3 separate regions of the Homo sapiens genome follow, and regions 2 and 3 are each linked to region 1. A link is a loop called in an ENCODE intact Hi-C map of the cell type or tissue named here. Cell type or tissue: endothelial cell of umbilical vein. All regions are shown on one strand.

What was found. Peaks named below come from ENCODE experiments on the same cell type or tissue, not always from the same donor. Only the 100,000 strongest peaks of a DNase experiment are listed, where the experiment ranks them.
Region 2: a loop joins it to region 1, with 4 times the contacts of the local background. A loop is called at or near these places in 6 of 110 quality-filtered maps.
Region 3: a loop joins it to region 1, with 5 times the contacts of the local background. A loop is called at or near these places in 5 of 110 quality-filtered maps.

The regions. Positions count from the first base shown.
Region 1 is chr5:87,068,437-87,072,436 of GRCh38, forward strand. The region is part of intron 1 of MIR4280HG (MIR4280 host gene); the gene reads right to left. All of the region lies in intron 2 of LOC105379065 (a long non-coding RNA gene), which reads right to left. Among named protein-coding and RNA genes, the nearest start is that of MIR4280, 45 kb to the right of the region's middle. In endothelial cell of umbilical vein, a CTCF peak has its summit at 1,739 (motif pointing right); a DNase peak (open chromatin) is centred at 1,745.
Region 2 is chr5:87,193,479-87,197,478 of GRCh38, forward strand. All of the region lies in intron 2 of LOC101929380 (a long non-coding RNA gene), which reads left to right. Among named protein-coding and RNA genes, the nearest start is that of LINC01949, 44 kb to the right of the region's middle. In endothelial cell of umbilical vein, no CTCF peak of the experiment used is centred here; DNase peaks (open chromatin) are centred at 1,873 and 2,353; H3K27ac peaks cover 2,092 bases.
Region 3 is chr5:87,149,163-87,153,162 of GRCh38, forward strand. The region is part of intron 2 of LOC101929380 (a long non-coding RNA gene); the gene reads left to right. Among named protein-coding and RNA genes, the nearest start is that of MIR4280HG, 29 kb to the left of the region's middle. RefSeq lists a silencer at 2,437-2,637. In endothelial cell of umbilical vein, no CTCF peak of the experiment used is centred here; a DNase peak (open chromatin) is centred at 2,449; H3K27ac peaks cover 1,900 bases.

The DNA.
Region 1 (4,000 bases):
AGTTTTGTGCTAGGCAGGGAAAGAATATATCATTTATTGGTTTGTATTTGCCTGAAGAAACTCTTGGAGAACTCAAAATGAGCTAATTACAGTGGTTACCAATGTGTGAAAAAGGGACAGGAGGTAAATGAGGAAAAATATAATGAGGAAAGGGAGGCTTTGCAGACTACACATATTTACATTTTTAAAAATTTTTTAGGCCGGGTGTGGTGGCTCACACCTGTAATCCCAGCACTTTGGGAGGCCGAGGCAGGCGGATCATGAGGTCACAAGATCAAGACCATCCTGGCTAACACGGTGAAACTCCATCTCTACTGAAAATACAAAACATTAGCCAGGCGTGGTGGTGGGCGCCTGTAGTCCCAGCTACTTGGGAGACTGAGGCAGGAGAATGGCCTGAACCCAGGAGGCAGAGCTTGCAGTGAGTCGAGATCATGCCACTGCACTCCAACCTGGGCAACAGAGTGAGACTCTGTCTCAAAAAAAAAAAAAATCTGAAACATTGTATTGCCTATTCAACTGATTTAATTTAAAAATTAATTTATTTTAAAACAACTAAACTCAATAATATTAATTTAGTTCAAAAAATAGAAGCCAAACAATAAAGGTGATACCTTTGGCTATCTTTCTCCCTGTCTCAGAGTTTGAAAAATTGTAGAGATTCAGTGGAGAGGTGGTCTTCTGATTAAAGTTCTAGTATGATGCTATTTTTATGTGTCAAAACAAATTAAGTTTCCTATGATGTTTCAGGACAGGAATTATAAATTCAAAATGTTTTTTCTAAAGGATACTATAAAGGGATGAAACAATTTATGGTAAGCTGAAGCAGTGAAGATATTCCATGCAATACAAAAATATCAACTTCAAATTAGTCTGAAGATCACATATAAAGGGAAGAAAACAACTTTACCACTAAATGATCAACCGACAACATGAAGCAGAATATAATGAAATGCATAACATTTTATTATCACATCTATTTTTTGCAATTCAGAAAAACCATAAAGGATATCTTCCAAATCTGTAATTTAACACATAACACTGTAACACATTTCTAAAGCAAGTTTTAAAATGAGTCAGCCTTATAAGGCTGAGTGACATTTTGTCACAGATTTAAAGGAAAATCCTGTCTCTGTTAAGATCTTATAATACATATATAATAAAGAAACGCACAGAATAAGGTTAGACAAATTTGAGAATTTTGTTATCACCTTAACATCAGGGTGTTAATGCATATGTAACCACAAGTATTAGAACTATTTCTTCCATTATATCAGATGACAAGAAAGGTGCCTGAAAATTGTCTTATTTGTTCAGGTAAATTAAATGATGTCAGATCAATGAATGATGTGCTTATCATTATAGAATCTAGATGTTCAGTGTATCATGGGCTAAAACAACATTTGTAATGGTGTGAAAATGAAATACTTCAACATCAAAAAGATTCATTTCCCAGAGAGGACTTATTTTTATAGTTATTCTTTTTCTGTTGGACTAGCTGGCTTATGATTCTTGTCTGTGGAAAAAGAACCTGAAAAAAATAACTGTCACTGTAATTAAGCACAGCAAAGGTAGAGAAACAAAGGGAGCATTCAAAACGGATAGAGGGGTGGGGAGGGATGTCACTGGGGAACATTCTTGTGTTCGTTAGTTCACCTGAAACTAACTCTTAAAGTTGAAGAACTAAATATTGTTCTCATAGAAGCACATACTTGGTGTACAAGAAGGAATGACCACAGGATGGGGCCAAAGGCGAAGACAGTTGAAACTCAATGAGCTGAAAAACTTACTATAAAGGGAAAAAAGGAAAGGGACATTCTCAAGACATTTTACTACAGATCCTGTGGAAGTAATGCCATTTAGTCTTTATTGACTTTTCCTTAAACTTTGGCATTTTTACACTTTTTTTTAACTATTTAATTTCAGCAGGTGAGGGAAGAGCAGGAATGCCAAACTCCTGGTGTCTCCCTCAGCACAGGTCCTGCTCCATAAAGGTTTTTGGCCTTGAAAGGTCTGTGGCTCCACCCAGGGCTGCAAGGATGGATGTCAACTTTGGGCAGAACAAGAGAAACAGGCCCAGGAATGGGAAAGGGTTATGACCACTAACCCTGCTACCATATGGTCAGATATTTTTTATTCATGAAGAGAAGTTAAAAATCTATATCTCATATATTCTTGATATTTAAATGTTTTTTAAAAGTTGTTCACAGCCTGAGGGTAGCTAGTTTGCAACCCGTGTGCTTTAATAGTAGTAACAGGTAACCCTTATGCAAAACTCCCTATGCACCAGGGGTTGTTCTAAGTATTTTATATATATAACCTCATTTCAAACTCCTAATAACCACTTGAGGTAAGACCTTTTTATCCCCATATTTAAGATGAGTAAACTGAGGCACAAACAAGTCTATAGCTTGCCCCAGGTGGCACAGCTGGCAAATGGCAGAGGTAGGACTTGAACCTACAGAGTCCGCTCCAGAATTCATACTCTCAAACACAAAGATGTTTCTATAAGAAAATTTCCCCTTCAAAGAGCCAGTTATAAATATTTGTTCAATTATGGAACTAAATCAGCTAACCCTGGCCCTATGCCTACTGATGTATTTCAGGTAAATATTTTTCTGAAATTATTTTTTAAATTTTTGAGAAATTAATGAGCCATCAGTGTTTCTGAAGGGCCCAATTTGAAAGAGAAGTTATTTTGAAAAACTTAAGCTTACTATGTATTATTTTCTAGCTGTAAAACATCATTTTGAAAAAATATATATTTTTATGTTTTAGCTACCATGTGTCATTTTGCTTTTGAATAACTTTCTTATTGAAAATACTGAACTGATACCAGAAGCCAACTGAAATAATGACTTCTAAGTTTTATTTGAAGATTGAATTCACACTGTTTAAACATTTCTTTTTTTTTCTTTTTTTTTTTTTTTCTTTTTGAGACAGGGTCTCTCACTCCATCGCCCAGGCTGGGGTGCAGTGGCACAATTACGGCTCATTGTAGCCTCTGCCTCCCAGGCTCAGATGGTCCTCCTTCCTCAGCCTCCTGAGTAGCTGGTACTACAGGCATGCATAACCATCCAGCTAATTTTTGGTTTTTTTTGTAGAGACATGGTTTCTCCGTGTTGCCCAGGCTGGTCGAACTTCCGGGCTCAAGTTATCTACCAACCTCAGCCTCCCAAAGGGCTGGGATTACAAGTGTGAGCCATCACACCTGGACCATAAATACCTTTTTCAAAAACTAGGAGCTCATCTTATATTACACTTTAACTCTTCAAAATTTTGCACTTTATTATCTAATTTTATATTCTTATCAATTTAAAATTAGTCAATTTATATATGAAAAACAAAGGGGCTAGAGACTGCTTACTCCTTGTGTGAAAAATGTGGAACTGTCTGGTATGCACCGTGTGGATCTACTGGCACCTCACTATGTGTGGAAGTCCTTTCAATTTATTTGTTTCACCTGGGAAGTTTAGTAGCTACTTTGAGAAATGGAATTACCACATCATCCTTTGAGGAGAGCATAATGTAAAGTTGTCTCAAAACCTGCATTCAACTTGGCATTCAAAGTCATCAAGTCAGACTTCAACAATTCTAAGAATAACTATTAACGTCAGCATTTCTGGGCATTTTCCTTCCATTCCTAAATTGTTAAAACAGAGATCGAGATCATTATCTCAAACATGTTTATCATGAAGTTCAGATAATATGAAATACTGTATAATAATAGTATGTTGCCTCAGAGACATATTTAATTGGGGACTAAAATGTTTGCGTATATTGAGTATATTACTTTTAGTATACAGCGACAATGGCTCATATAATGAAAACGATCATCATTGTGATAGAGGGCTCTGAATAAATTCTGTTGATCTTTTCTTAATACTATACAGGCCAGGCTAGTCTCTATAATTTTTTATTTTTATTATTTTTTTTGAGACATATTTCTCACTCTGTCGCCCAGACTGGAGTGCAGTGGTGTGATCTTGGCTCACTGCAA
Region 2 (4,000 bases), 130 kb after region 1:
TGGTGTAAAAAGTAAATAATCAGGCTAGAGAGTTCTCAAGTCCAATATGACTTTTTTTTTTTTTTTTTTTTTTTTTTTTTTGACAGAGTCTCGCTCTGTAGCCCAGGCTGGAGTGCAGTGGCGTGATCTCGCTCGCTGCTACCTCCACCTTCCAGCAATTCTCCTGCCTCAGCCTCCCGAGTAGCTGGGATTACAGGCACACAACACCATGCCCAACTAATTTTTGTATTTTTAGTAGAGACAGAGTTTCAACATGTTGCCAGGCTGGTCTTTAACTCCTGACCTCGTGGTCCACCCACCTCAGCCTCGCAAAGTGCTGGGATTACAAGCATGAGCCACCGTGCCCGGCCCCAATATGACTTTAAAAATATATATTTATTGAGCACAGTGGTTTTTCTTTTCAGATTCCCTGAATAATACTGGAACTCTACTTGAGATTTCTAAATTTTAAAGTTAGTAGAGGATGCTGCTGTGTTCAGCACTCTCGCATGACAGTGACCCTGAGGCAAAAGAACTTCCTCCCAGACTCTCTCACCTGCCCCTGTGCTTGCTGCTTAAACAGGTATTGTTCCCATATTTATTTCTCTGTAAGTTAAGACCTTTCCATCATTACCACGTGGGGGAAAAATCACTGACAGAATAAGCTAAAGTACTTTCCAATATGAAAAAACAACTCGATTTAGAAGGTTCATGATAAAGTAGAAGTAAATTATGAAGACTGCTTCTCTGGCTACTACTTTATTCAGACTATAAGGAGATAAGATTTTTTTTAACCTTGTTTTGTGCTAAAACATCTTAAAGAATGCTAGCCCTTAAAACAGACTATCATCTATCATCTATCAATAATGTCTATATTTCAGTGGGAAATACATTCAGAATCTAGTTTGTTCATTGTGATTCATTCCTTAATTAAATGCTATTATCTTTCCAACAACTAATGAAATATGCCCCAAGGCCTGGTGCCATCAGATGCATTTTAGAAAATTACTATTTTATACGAGCACAATTATGCCTATTTTAATTGATGGAGCTGACATTAAATCATCAGAAAAAAAATAGCTCTTTCAAAGGAACTAGTGAAAATGATGTTTGCATTATATTTCTTCAAAAAGTTATAATGTCATCAATTTTCAAATAATATTTTTTTAGTGACATTCATAAGAGACTCAGTTTCCTTCTCTGACCTTGATTTAATCATGTCAGGACAATCTGAGGCATGTCCTCCATGGTTGCACAAGATTTTGTCAAGTGGACAAGAGGTTGGGGCTAGAAGAAATCTTAGAGATCATCTAGTCCAACACCTCACTGAACAGAGAGTGAAAGTTTTAAAGATTCCCTAAAGGCCAAAAAGCCAGGATGAGGAAGATCCAGAGTTAGAGCCCAGGTTTCCTTGTTTCCAGACTAATGCTTATCCCACCTGTCATACTACATGATCATTGCACTGGTCTCCCAAATCTTTCTGTTCACAAACTAATTTATATAAGGAGAATGAGCACATCATGGTCCCCTTCAGAAAAAGTGATAGCTTCAAAGTGGAAAGCTTAAAGAAATGAATTCTAATAAATTAGACAATGTGAGATACAAACATTTGTCGAAATCCCAGACAAGAAGAGAAGCTCTTTTCTCTTTTTCTTGTCCTCTTTAAGAAACAAAAGAAAAATATATCCAAATTCTAAATGTCTTGAGTTTCAGGAAAAATGCTCTATTAATGAGTCAGACTTTCAAAATAATGTTAGCAAAGGAAGTGACCGTCAATGCGTGGGTGAGGCTTTTTTTTTAGAAGTCACACCAAAAACATAGCTCTATATGTGCAGTTCTGAAACATTCTCTCCCTGTCTATTCAGAGCTTCCTCGAATGTGCAGGCTGCCATGGACTAATTTAGCTTCATTTTGCTTTCTGCCCTCTTATTTCATGTATTCTGAGGTTCAGCCCAGGAGCGCTATTATTTTCTTTCAGTAGTCCATGTACCCTAACACTTCTGAGACTTTGATGTTGCTCTTTCATTTGCCTGGAATGTCACTTTAATCCTTCTTCTCCACTTGACAAAATCTTGTGCATCCTTCAAATGCCTGATTTACTACCACCTCCTCCTTAAAGCCTTTGCCAATCTCCTAATTTATAATTAGTGACTACATGCTATAGCACTTTTGTTGCGTCTCTTATAGAAATTAATCCAGTATACCTCATTCTGTAGAACTCTTGACTGTCTTCTCTGCTGTTATTCAGATCTAATTGAGGCCTAGGAAAATATCTGATTTTTATATGTGCTGGGGGCATGTTAAGTATCAGGAATTCCAGAGTAAACACGAAATAGCCTTTGTTTCAAGAAGCTGTCTCTAGCAGGCAACCTTAGATTGTATTCCCCTGTCGAAAGCAGACTGTGACACAGGATTTGGATATAAGTGTTTGGGAAGTGAGGAGTGAGGAAGTGACATAGTAAAGGAAGGAAAGTTGAAAAGGGTACATTAATCAGAAGCAGGCTTCTGCTATGGGCAACTGGGCCCAGTACTGCTGAGGACCCACTGAGAAACTATGGCGGACATGCCTCAGATTGTCCTTCTGAGATGAGGAAGCTGGGCCATAAATCCCTCAATTCTGCCCTCCTAGTTTGAAGGTTGCTCCTGAGAGGATTAATACAAATCACTTCTGGCCTGTCCTATACTCAGGCCAAGCATTTCTCCAAGTATCCAGAGAAGACCCTGAGGCAAAGACACAGGTCCTTGAGGCAGAAAGCTGTTGGCAAGTACTGCAACTGCCCACCCCAGCCACAGCTGACCTTCAGGGTGGGCCAGGAGGCTATAGGCAAAGCAGCAAGGATGCTGGCTACAAGGCCTTACACACTGACTGTTGAGTTTATTTAAACTAACTAAATTTAGTTTAAATAAACCTAGTTGCTACTCTTAACAAAATGTAAATTCTGAGAAAGTACTGAATTTATCCTTTTCTAAGGAATCTGAGGAGGTTTTTTTAGTATATTTTCCTTACTAAACTCTCTCTCTCTATCACTCTCTCTCTCTCTCTCTCTATATATATATATATATTTTATATATATATATAAAATACACACACACACACACACACACACACACACAGTATTTTGTTTTCTGTGAAATACTCAGTCAAGAAAAGATTTTGCTTTCTTGAGGAAATTAGATTTTCCTAATATAGACCACTCTTCAAGAGTAGCTTTAGAAAATGCTACTTGCCAGGAGTGTACTCTTTATTTTCCTTGAGGTTTTTTGGGAGTCTTTTTGTTGGTAGTGGTGTCACAGCAGAGTCTTACTCTGTTGCCCAGGCTGGAGTGCTGTGGTGCTATCCTGGCTCACTGCAACCTCCGCCTCCTGAGTACAAGCGATTTTCCTGCCTCAGCCTCTCAAGTAGCTGGGATTACAGGTGCGTGCCACCATGCCCAGCTAATTTTTGTATTTTTATTAGAGACAGAGTTTGAGCACGTTGGCCAGGCTGATCTCAAACTCCTGACCTCAAGTGATATGCCCCCCTTGGCCTCCCAAAGTGCAGGGATTACAGACGTGAGCCACCGCACTCAGCCTTTCCTTGAGATTTTATCTTTTTCACTTAAAAGTAATATCTGCCAATTATAAAAACATTCTAAAATACACAAGAAAAAATGAAAAATCAGCTAATTCATTGGTCCCACCAAATACTGACCCAGAAATATAACATAGAACAATCCTGTTTGTAGTCCTAAGCATTTGTCCTAATAAGATTATCTAGGCTGGGTGAAGTGGCTCACACTTATAATCCCAGCACTTTGAGAGGTCAAGGTGGGAGGATTGCTTGAGCCCAGGAGTTCAAGACCAGACTGGGCAACATGGCAAGACCCTAGTCACCATAAAAAAATTAGCCAGGCATGGTGGCACACACCTGCGGTCCCAGCTACTAAGTTGGCTAAGGCTGAAGGATCGCCTGAGCCTAGGAGTTCAAAGCTACAATGAGCCATGATTGTGCCACTGCACTCCAGTGTAGGCAATAGAGTGA
Region 3 (4,000 bases), 81 kb after region 1:
CCCAGAGGGGTAACTGACCCAGCCTGGATGCTCCTGTAGGAGGTTTCTAGAGACCTTTGTTGGGAGTCTCACCCAGTCAGGAGAAACAGGATCAGGAGCCTGCTTAAAGAAGCAGTCTGGCTGCTTTTTGATAGAGCAGGTGTGCTGCATCAGGGTGACCTCCCTGGACTCTTCAGACCCAGCAGGCTGGAAAGGCTGAGGTGACTGTACTGCAGAGACATAAGCTTCCCCCCTCCCCCTGGGGGCTCCATCCTAGGGAAAGATTAGAGTTCTGTTTGTATAACTCTGGCTGGAGTTGCTGAAATTCCCACAGGGAGGCCCTGCCCCGTGAGGAGGGATGGATTCAGGTCCCACTTAAAGAAGTCTGGCCACGATCTGGCATAACAGCTGTGCTATTTTGTGGGGGACTCCTCCTTGTCTGACTACCTGGAATCCCAGGAACCAGCAGGCTAGAACAGCTGAATTGACCTAACTGCAGAAATGGTGGCAGCCCCTCCCGCTGGCAACTCGTCCATTTCAGGCAATCTCCAGCCCACTGCATTGTCGAACCTGAATTCCAAGCCAATGGGTCTTAACCTGAGAGGTGCCACGGAAGTGGGGCCCACAGAAGGATGCCGATTGGCTCCCTGGATTCAGCCTCCTTTCTAGAGGAATGTATGGATGGAACTCCCACCTTGCCAGAAATCCCCGGGCTAGAGACTGTAAAACTCCTGGGTCTCGGCCGCGCACTGTGGCTCACGCCTGTAATTCCAGCACTTTGGGAGGCCGAGGTTGGCGGATCACGAGGTCAGGAGATTGAGACCATCTTGGCCAACATGGTGAAACCCCGTCTCTACTAAAATACCGAAAAAAAAAAAATTAGCTGGGCGTGGTGGCAGCTGCCTGTAGTCCCAGCCATTCGGGAGGCTGAGGCAGGAGAATAGCTTGAACCCTGAGGGTGGAGGTTGCAGCGAGCCCAGACCGCGCCACTGCACTCCAGCCTGGTGACAGAGCAAGACTCCGTCAAAATTAAAAAATATATATATATACACATATATATGTGTATATATATAGTATATGTATATGTATATATATGTGTATATATAGTATATGTATATGTATATATATGTATATATATAGTATATGTATATGTATATATGTATATATATGTGTATATATGTATGTATATATGTGTATATATATGTATATAATATAAATAAAAATAAAAACCTGGGTCTCTATGTGAGCCTGAACGACAGCTCTGCTGAGACTCCACACAGCTCTGTGTATCGAACACAAGGCCCTGGTGGTGTGGGCTCACGAGGGGATCTCCTGATCTAGGGTTTGTAAAGATCTGTAGGAAAGCATGGTTTCCCGGGTGGAGTCAGGAAAGCATGGTTTCCCGGGTGGAGTCACGCCATCACTCACTGCTTCCCTTGGCTGGCGGTGAGGGTTTCTTTGCCTGCGTGCCGCTCCCACGTGGACCGTCACCCCACCCTGCTTTTCTCCATTTTCTGTGGGTCGAGTTGATTGCCTAGTCAGTGCCAGTGCGAGAACCTGGATATTTCAGTTGAAGACGCCAGATTTACTTGCCGTTTTCATTCTTCTCTGTGAGAGCCGTGGAACACAGCTGCTTCTTATCATCCGTCTTGGCCCCTCCCCCCAAAATATTAATATTATTCTTTTTCACCTAGCTGCCTTTTCCTTTCTGAATCAGCTGGCAAACTTCCTAACATCCTTCAAGATCCAGTTTCAAAGTCCCTTTTAACAGTGGCTCAAACCTGTAATTCCAGCACTTTGGAGGCCAAGGTGAAAGGATCACTTGCACCCAGGAGCTCAAGACCAACCTAGGGAACATAGTGAGACCCTGTCTCTAAAAGCATAAAAATTAGCCAGGCATGGTGGCACGTGCCTGTAGTCTCAACTACTCAGGAGGCTGAGGCAGGAGGATCATGTGAGCTCAGGGGGTTGAGGCTGCAGTGAGCCATGACCACACCACTGCACTCCAGCCTGGGCAACAGAGCAAGACCCTGTCTCTAAGTAAATAAATAAATAAAAATAAACAATAGAATCTCCATCTCTAGAAATTCTCCTTTATTTTGTCTATTGCCTTCTCCTGTCTGTGCTCTCCTGGAACTTTAGCGATGTCTCTAACACCTATCGTACTACACATAGAATTTATTTATATGTCTGTCTGTCCAGCTAGTCTGTGAATTCTAGCACCTAGAGCAATACCCAACTTTCAGTAAACAACAGATGTTGACTGGATGGTCTGTGACTGAATGAAGGAAATAGCGTAAGAACCTATGCTTTTCCTCAAATGCTTTACAGTATTAGTTCAGACTTGTTAGTTTATGCATATCTTTGGTGTAACTGACATAACTGTTCTTCATGAAGTCAAATAAAGCTGAAAACCTTAATATGTATCTAACAGGGAAAAAATCTATTTGGGGTTACTGGGACTGTAGAATTGTTGAGTTCCTAGGACTGAAGGTCAGAAACCACAAAGAGGTAGAGGAATGGGAAGGAAGTGACTAAGAAGGGCAGCATACTAACTGGTTAACTGTTATCATCACAGAAACCAACAGTAGCTCTGATTTACATTAAGTTGCTTCAACTCTAGGAGTAGTCTTGATTTCTTGGCAGATTTTCTTCTTAGATGACAGTGCTTGGCTTTCTGGCCCTTGACATTAGTAAGACCTTCTCCTGCTGAGTCATTTGTTGCAGTTCTCTCTGGCATCGTTCCTCTATGGATTATGTATTTCCCCTTCCTATTCATTAACATTGTTTTCTTGATAGATTCTGCAGCTATTGTCATTACAGTTGTAAGTACCCTTTGCCCTTGGAAATTACATGGTATGGTTAATGAATATTTTGGTTGAAATGTTTTTGTGTTACATTTTCTGATTTATTCTTAAAAATTATCTTAAGAATAAGAAATAAGAATAAAGAGTAAAAAATACATTTCTAAGAGCAAGGACCTTTGAAGTGCAGCTATTAATGTTAATAGACTTTATATTTACAATAAAGATCTCAACATTTTAAGTGAACAAAATTTACTGAGGGAAAAATAGAGTAATAGAAAAATCTTATTAAGGATGATTCAATAAGCCTTTCAACCAGCATATTCCTGGCATACCCCTATGTGCAAGAAACAAAGTTAAATAACAAAAATGTCCTAACTTGTACTTCTTCACAATCTACAGGAAATACTCTAATTGTAATGCAAACTAATAAGAGAAAGCATTATAGTCTATGTAATAGGTATGAATCTCACCTTACAAACTTACATGTATAATAAATATATTTATTATTTTCTGTATTCATGCTTAATTATTTTTTTGTACCAATCCCCATCTTCCAGACCAGCAGAAAATTGATTCTGGTAATTATTTGGTCTTTCTCTCTCATCCTCTTACCTGGGTGATTGGAATGGGAGAGAAAGAAGAGTGTTATTGTTCATTGTTTGCCTGTTTGCAGGACTCCATAGGATCGGGATCTGTGTCCTGCAGGAGAAACAAGAAGCTCTTAAATGGCTGCAGATGGTTTTCTCAGCCTAAGTTCCCAGTCTACTGGGAACTTAGTGGGTAGAGGGTGCCTGGCCATAGAGAGGCAGAGTCGTCAAATGTATGCAGCCCTGGTAAGATGACTTTGGCATTGCTTGGACTCACATCCTACGCACACCGTATCTGTGTGTGGTCTTGTGCAAATTTTTAAAAATTTCCTCAGCTTTAGGTTTGCATCTGTAAAGTGGAGATATGTATATTACCTACCTCACAAAGTTGTGGTGAGGACAAAACGAGCTAATTTAATATAAATTGCATAACACAATATTTGGCACATAGCAGTACTCAGGGAGAGTTAGCTGCTATCATTATCTTGCTGTTGTTGTTGTTACTGGAAACTGATACCATCATGCTCAAGGCATTACCAGAAAGAGTATATAGGTCCCCTTTGATCTTGGGATCTCCAGAGTTCTTTCTCTTCCTCCTTTCTCTAGCCAGGGAAATCTTTGTAATCT